2 separate regions of the Mus musculus genome follow, and region 1 is linked to region 2. The links are chromatin loops, found by intact Hi-C in ENCODE. Cell type or tissue: gastrocnemius. All regions are shown on one strand.

The links. Peaks named below come from ENCODE experiments on the same cell type or tissue, not always from the same donor. Only the 100,000 strongest peaks of a DNase experiment are listed, where the experiment ranks them.
Region 1: it touches region 2 in a loop (3-fold over the local background); 18 of 42 quality-filtered maps call a loop at or near these places.

Annotation. Positions count from the first base shown.
Region 1 is chr2:119,336,510-119,340,509 of GRCm38, forward strand. No RefSeq gene overlaps it. Among named protein-coding and RNA genes, the nearest start is that of Gm14207, 12 kb to the left of the region's middle. In gastrocnemius, a CTCF peak has its summit at 1,651 (motif pointing right); DNase peaks (open chromatin) are centred at 250 and 1,612; H3K4me3 peaks cover 2,154 bases; H3K27ac peaks cover 2,608 bases.
Region 2 is chr2:119,411,932-119,415,931 of GRCm38, forward strand. It overlaps Ino80 (INO80 complex subunit), which reads right to left. Exons shown (of 36, transcript NM_026574.4): 26 at 471-696. Among named protein-coding and RNA genes, the nearest start is that of Chac1, 63 kb to the left of the region's middle. In gastrocnemius, a CTCF peak has its summit at 2,113; a DNase peak (open chromatin) is centred at 2,093; H3K27ac peaks cover 1,469 bases.

The DNA of each region.
Region 1 (4,000 bases), 75 kb before region 2:
CCTCATGTCCCAGGAGTGTGCATATGCTCCATCCACGGCTTGGTCATCATTCCCTGTTGCTCTCCTGCACACACAGGGTATCAAACAGGAAAACATTCAGGGAACCGTTCCCACAGCCTGAGCCGACAGCAGGGGGAAGAACAACAAGACCTCACTCTTCCTGCCCAAAATGAAACAGGAAAGCGGCTTCTAGGCTCTGGGGGGCGGGGGAGGCTGGGCTGGGACAGAAGTCGAGATGACGAGGCTCCCATGTGGGGGACAGGTAGGACACCCGCAGGCCTGCACGTCCACACCACCCGGCTAGGCTATATTGCCAGATGGTCAGAGAAGAGCCCTGGAGGGGTCCTGGTGGCTCTCTCAATCCATTTTACCACCTCTGATACCCTAGCCAAGGAGCTGAGAGAGAGCCCAACATATGAACACTGCCTTCTGGTGCAAGTTGGAACTCAGAGCAAGGGACTTAGTGTGGAATGCTTGTAGGGGCTCCAACCTGCGCCCACGCCACACCCTCTTCCCAGCAACTCAGATGTGGGCCCAGTTTTTACATGGAGTGTGAACAAAATATATTCTTTTTCCCAGAAATTCCCGAAGGTCTCTCCTTGAGAGGCCACACACCCCCATCACAGAGGTAGGGTACTTAATGGTCTCTTGATCACTCCAAGAGTCCAGGAGACTTGGCATTCAAACAATATTAGATTATAGCTCTAGAAGCATTGTAAAGCATTCTCAAGAGCCTGGCAAATGCTCTTCTTTGAATATTTTATAATAGAATTAGAGTTTAGCAGTTCCTCAGTAACTTGGAGTTACAGTCCTGTCTAAAGAATTAGTCTGACCTCCTGGTGACCTTCGGGCCTGAGGACAGCTGCTTTTCCAGAGCTTGTTGGCTGGTGACCACCTGGAGATCCTTGTCCTCTAGGTTGGGAGGGGCCGCAGTCATGCCTCTCTTGGCTAGCCCTGGCACAGTTGATCTCAACTGGGGGCAAATGAGTGTATAACGGTTCCGACCCGCTTCGACTCAGGCTAGTTGAGGCCACTAGACTCAAGCAAGGTGTACAGTGTTTCGCCTCTGCCAGGGTCCCTACAGGGCCCTCCTTTGGCTCCCTCTTCCCCTCCCTATGTTATCTCCACGTGGGTCTGCACCATCTGTGGGCCCAACCCTCCGCCCCCGTGTGACCTGCTGCATTCCGGGAAGGAGATGGAAGTGATTCAGTCAGGGAACTGTGACTGTCCCTTCCCGGGGAGGGGATGCTCCTGGGAGACCCCAGAGGTCTTTCCCCAGGGGCCGCGCCCACGACCCCACGCGTCCCAGGGTGGCCTGGACTGGGTTGGGCAGAGGAAGAGGCAGGTGCGTCGCCGGCCCGTCGGGGTCAGCTCTCCACCTGCCGCCACCGCCGGGCGCCCGAGAGCGCTGCGGCTCCCCGCCCTCTGCTCTTTGTTACAGCCTGACTTCCTGTTTGTGGTCGCCGACCCCGGCTTACTTCCCGGGCCGGGAAGCCGCCGAAGGCCGCGAGTTTCTCGGGGACACTCCCACTGGGTCCAGCCTCCTGCCTCCTCCGAGTCCCGCCCCTGGCCCAGGAACCCGCGCGGGGCCGTAGCCGCGGGAAGCGGGAGCCTCGGGCGGGTGTCGCGGCGGGATGGCAGAGCAGTCGCCAGACACTAGAGGGCGCTGCGCGCTTGTCCGTCTGGAGGCTCATGGGACCGCCCCGGACCAAAGCTGGGGACCAGTCCAGGAATCCTAAATCACCTTGTGTCTGTATCCCACGGAGCTCGGTTCTGGTTCTGTACCGCTAAGCTCAGGGAGTAATTGGCGATGCTTTCCTCCAAATATTGTCCTGGTGTTCAGAAAGCAAGGCCTCTTCATCTGCTAAAGCCAACTCTGCAAAATCCCCATCATCTTCTGGCCACCACTAGCAGGTGGTCGGTCATTTTTTGACCTGGATGGAAGAGAGCAGGTCGGAAAGAGTTTGAGTTTGTGGCTAAAACTAAACCTCCTTCCAGTACCATCCCTCACTGCCAAGTGTTCTGGGACACCCATTTCCTCAACACTCTTTGAATTCCTATATTAAATATAGGCCAGACACTGATGGCAGAGCATAGTTGCTTATCTGAAGACACTAACCAATCTGGAGAAGCTAACCATTCACTTATTGATTGATGGTTGACTGACTGACTTATTGAGACAGGGACTTAGATTACTCTGGCCTTAAATTCTTTTTTTTTTTTAAAGATTTATTTATTATTTTGTGTAAGTACACTGTAGCTGTCTTCAGACACACCAGAAGAGGGAGTCAGATCTTGTTATGGATGGTTGTGAGCCACCATGTGGTTGCTGGGATTTGAACTCTGGACCTTTGGAAGAGCAGTGGGGTGCTCTTACCCACTGAGCCATCTCACCAGCCCCTGGCCTTAAATTTTATATAAGTAGCTAAAGATGACCTTGTCTTGGGGACAGGAAAAAGGGCTAAATCCAGTTGAATCCACTTGGAATAACGAGCTACAGTGGTTTCAGATGTAAGCTGCTGTGACTTAAGGATTGGGTCCTACAAAGGACAAGAAATGAAGCCTGGGTACTCCAGAGCTGAACACCATTAATCAGAAAGAAAAGCAGGGCATAATAACTAGCACTTGGGACAAAGAGTGAATGACATCTAGGCCAGAATGGTCTACATACAGCAAGTTCCAGGACAGCCAGGACTACACACACACACACACACACACACACAGAGAGAGAGAGAGAGAGAGAGAGAGAGAGAGAGAGAGAGAGAGAGAGAGAGAGAGAGAGAGAGAGAGGGAGAGAGAGAGAGAGAGAGAGACTGTCTCTAAGACTCATACAACAATAACTATAATGAGAAAGAGAGGCAGCGGCAGAGAGAATTCGGAGAGATTTCAAGAGGGGACACTGCCCAGGTGACAAGGGTTATGTGCTTTTGAATGTTTACAGAGCAAAGAAAAGTGTACTAAATGACCCCTACCTTCTGCTTGTGCACAAGACGACACATTTCTTTCTTGGCACTAGAGCACTGCCGTGAAATACTATGGTTGTTGAACTGTCATCAAGTGTTTGATTCATGAAACACCTGCAAACAGAGAGGGGCTTTGATCCACAGAGCATCTATGATGGCATCAGAGGCTTCCCCTAGCCCTAACTACCCAACTTACCCTCTGTGTCCTGTCTCTATCCATCGTTATAACAGGTGACCCTAAATGACTTTGGGAGGAGGTAGAGCAAAGATCAATGGAACTGCTTCAGGCTGAGGAGGGATGTTGAATACTGACATCAGTTGAGGCCCCTATTAAGAGACTTGTCTAATGGCCCATGGTAGAAGTTAGACTCATCTCAGGTTGTATGGATGTAATATGTATTCCAATAGAGACCATAGCACATCATAAGATCAAACAAACACATATCAAAATCAATATCATGTATGATAGGAAGGACCAGACCCAGAGCATCCTTTCTTCTAGGATCTGACCTTGCCAAGAATCTTGAGCCATTAAACAAACTCATTCACTGTATATTTGGTTTTTGATAGTTGTTTGCCTTCTCCCTACCCCCAAGTCCATATTATTTACTCAGAAGTAATAGGTCTCATTAATAAGACTGCAAGTATCACCCACCTGAGAAGTGAGAACGTCTAAGGCCTTTGCTTTCTTGTTTATTTGTTTTGGTTGTATGTGTATGGGTGTTTTATCTGCACATATGCCTGTGGACTACCAATGGGCCTGGTGCCTACAGATGGCAGGAGACCATGTCAGATCTCTGGAGGTTGGAGTCACAGATGGCTCTGAATAGTCAACTGTGTTCTGGGAATCAAACTAGTGTGGAAGAAGCCAGTGCTCTTAACCACTGAGCCATTTCTCTAGCCCATCTGTGGTGGTTTGAATACACTTGGCCCAGGGAGTGACACTACTTGAAGGTGTCGCCTTGTTGGAAGTGTGTCACTGTGGGTGTGGGCTTTAAGACCCTCATCTTAGCTGCCTGGAATCCAGTCTTTTAGTG
Region 2 (4,000 bases):
TGTGCAGGACACTGTTTATGCTACTTAACTAGGCTCTGTGGGAGTGACGACATTCTCATTCATTCCACTGGCAATGGCACAAAACAACTGCACTCATTCGACCTGAAGTCTTTCCTAAACTTTGTGGGGTTTTGGGGTGTGTGTGTGTGGGGGGTCATCTGGTGAGGGCCTTGTGCATACTAGATAAGCACTCTACCCATGAGCACCCCAACCTTCTCCCATTTAAAAAAGTGACATTACACTCTTCTTATCAAAGGAGAGTACTCACGAACAAATCTAGAAACATTTCAATCATCATCTTTCCACTCAAGACACAAAGTACTCATATTTTTACCTATAAGTTACAGGTTAGGAGAGTTAGAAACCTCAGGAACTCCAAATACCAAACAACAAAAACTATCACATGGGCTTTCTCCCCCTTTCTCCTCTTGTCAAAGCTGGAAACATGCTCCAAAGAGCAGAAAACTCACCTGGAATTCTGATGAAAGACCAGCCGTTCTGGGGTCTAATGCTCAGCAGCCCTCCAGCTGGCTCTGGGAAGAACTGGGATCTGCGACTCAGCCAATCCGTAGCCAGCTCAGGAGCCCCATTCAACAAACACTGCTTGGCAGCCAGACTCCCTCCTTCCTTCAGAACTCCTCTCTCATACTCTGCACTTCTGTCATTACAGTAAGAATCCAACGGCACTGCGGTGACCTGCAGGGTAAAATTCGCAGACAATAAAATGGCTCTTCTGCCATTTGTCACACACATCAAGCCTTTGAGGGAAATCAACTTTTTTTCCTTCTGAGATAGGATCTCATATAGCTCAGGCTGGCCTCCAAATTCTCAAGAAGCCACCTGAGTAGTCCTTTCACCTACCCAGTGGGGGTTATAGCAAGTTTCAGGCTTGTGAATGCTGAGCTCTATCCCTAGGCCCACAACTCTGAAATCAGATCAATGTGAATAACCTCAGACTGGTGGCTTTATATTTCATCCTCTAGCATAGTAAGATGAAGGCAAAGACTAACTCAATTTGAGAGCTTCTCTGGGCAAACTGGTAATCGCTAATCACATGAACCTGCAATCAAAAGATATAAAAAGGTGCATGTAGATAAAGTAAGATTCTAGTCTGGATATCTACTCTCAATATACATTTACCACCCACTTATTACAAGTGCTATGGCCACTTATGACAGTGATGTCAGAAAGGAAGCCTGAGACAGACAGCAGTCAGAAAGGACTACAGTGTTTGTCTGACACACCTTAAGCTATCTTTAATGCTTTCATGGCAAAACTTCTTTGTTTCTGAATACTTCGCATGGATAAACCTAAAGGAAAAAAAGGGAAACCCTCTTTCAAGCCATGCTGGAAAAGGAAAAAGGAACACAGGGGATAGAAGGAAGCAAACATCAATAAGCAACAGATTCATTCTCGACAAGGGCAGAGACTACACAAAACATCATCATATAGTACATATAGTACACCCCAATAAAACTAAAATGTGGCCTTCCCAAAGGAAAAAGATTACTTTGCCAATTTAGAAACACAGGTTTGCCTGTGATGTCATGTGGTAAGAAGACTGTTAAACATAACCTCTTGTTAACAAGTAAAGGCTGTACTAATCCACCAGTCCAAGATGATGAAAAAGCTAAAAGCCCATTCACAGTAAGCAGTAAATAAGACAAAGCTTAAAAGCAGACAAAGAGATGGGGAGGTGGGAGGTATAAAGAGTGAGAGCCAGAGTGTGGGAGGATCAGAGCACAGGGCATCTGTTGTACCAAGTTAGGCAGCTCTATTACTTCTTGGAACATAGGTTGCTATAAAGTCTGCTCTGCTGTGAACTATTGTGTTTTTCATGTATCAGCTGTTATAGAGGAGTGATCCTCAACCTTGGATATGCTCCTTGATGGGAGCAGATCACAGAGGTGACTCTAGAGAAGGGGGAGCCAATACACACCCCAGCCTCGGAAGCAGAGCTATACAATACAGCTAGCTGAATGTGGAGCTGCAGGTGCTTCTAAAAACCACATGGTACCAAGAACAGAGAAACAGTCTCATTTATCAACAGCCAGATAAAAACACTAGTTGGCATGCAGAGAAGAACTGAGTCTGTTATGAAACAGTGCCATCTATGGCTCATTTGCAAAATTACCTAAGGCCAGAGCAAAGGGCCAAGAGCTCCCAAGCTTGGTCAGGGTTGAAATGTTCCTGCAGACACATCTAGGGACCCTTACTGATTTCTTTCCTCCAGAATATTTTTTGTTGTTGTTTTCCTTCACACTCACTGTGTCTTTCAATAGATTATTACAAAGATGGAAACACAAAGCAGGTTTACAAGAATGGCATCTCTCTGAAATGGCTTCTCTACTCAGCAATCCAGCAGACTCTGGCCCAGAGCAGACATCTACCATGTAGGATGTTAGTCACATCACCTCAAAATAGATATCACAGTTGTACTTCTATAAAATGACTGAATGTCTGACCTTAGGGAGGTTCTGCATTATGTTCAACACCATGCACCCCAGAATGAGTAAAACGGTAAATTTTTTCTTCCTGACTGCATTACCTTCTCCAAATGAGGAGTGAACTTAAGGACTTACTCATGTTAGATAAACCTTCTTCCACTGAGCTACATCCCTAGACGCTTTATGGTTTTGGGAAGCAGACCTCACATGCAGCCCAGCTAGCCTAAAACTCATATTCCTCCTGCCTTAGCTTTCCAAGTTCTGGGGTACTGGATAGTGGAAACTAACACTGGTATATTTTACCCTAAAACACAAATCCTCTACCTTCTCTTGTCTTTCTGGGATGAAAAATAACTCAGAGTAGAATTAAGACTTTGGGCCATAATCTCAAGATGGAAAATCAGACATTAGATGCTCAGAATGAAGGACAAGGGAAGGAGAGTGACACAGGCCCAATGCTCTCCTGCTAAGGACACAGATCTAGGCGCTCTTAGCAGTTTACAAAGCAAAACATTTCAGTTATAAACTTTCACCAAGATTTCATTTTTTGCTGACATCCACATCCAGGGCTGAATAAAAGGCAACTTCTTTCTTTAATGTGTATGTTTTCCTAACATGTATGCATATGTACTATGGCTGTGCCTAGTGCACATGAAGTCAAAAGAGGGGAAGAGATTCCTTAGAACTGGAACAATCAGTTATAAGCCATCATGAAGGTGCAGGGAATCTAACTAAAGACACAATTCTTAATGATTTTTTTAAAAAAGTTTTTGATAAGCTTTGACGATGAGCCCTGGTTCAAGATATATGTGGACTTATAGAATATCATGGTCTAAGTATGTGAGCAGTATATTTTGGAGGTCTAAAAGAGCAAAAAACTCCATTTCTACTTAGACTAAATCCTACTTCTAAGTTAGCTCCAACCTAGACAGCTTATTCTGCAAACTCTGAAGGTGTAGGTATAGGAGCGATGAGGCAGGAAAGAACATTCTTTCCTCCACCCAATGGGAATGCACACTGGGTCTAGTTCAGGCATGTCTAACCTGTGCTTGCAGGCCAGATGCAGTCATGGATAGCTACAAATACAATATAACTCTTTTGTTTGTGACAGCATCATATCACAATGTCTAAAGGTTGTGCCCCTTGCAACTTGCACATGCAAACCCCATGCCTTGCTTCATTAACCTCCGAAGTTACTGTAGTTTGACGAGATGCTTCATTAAGCACTTAAGGCGTCCTTCCTGACATGTGTGTTCCTGCTCCAGCTGTGGGAATCTTCTGGGTTTGTAAGATGAATAACCAGGGTCTTCCTTACTCAGCTAATCACCTACAACTATTTCTCAGCTATTGAAAAATAGCTCCTTCCTTAATGGCAGTTATCCCAGAACATGAACCAGAGAAATGACTTCAAGCAGCAGTAGGCCAGTCAAGGATCCAAGGCCATCAATTTCTCTCTCCTCACTAAATGTTTAAGGTCAATAGAATGGATGGCATCTTATGAAATGTTGCTTTATTGGACCCTAGCATTGAGATGAAAGATGAAACCTAGTTAT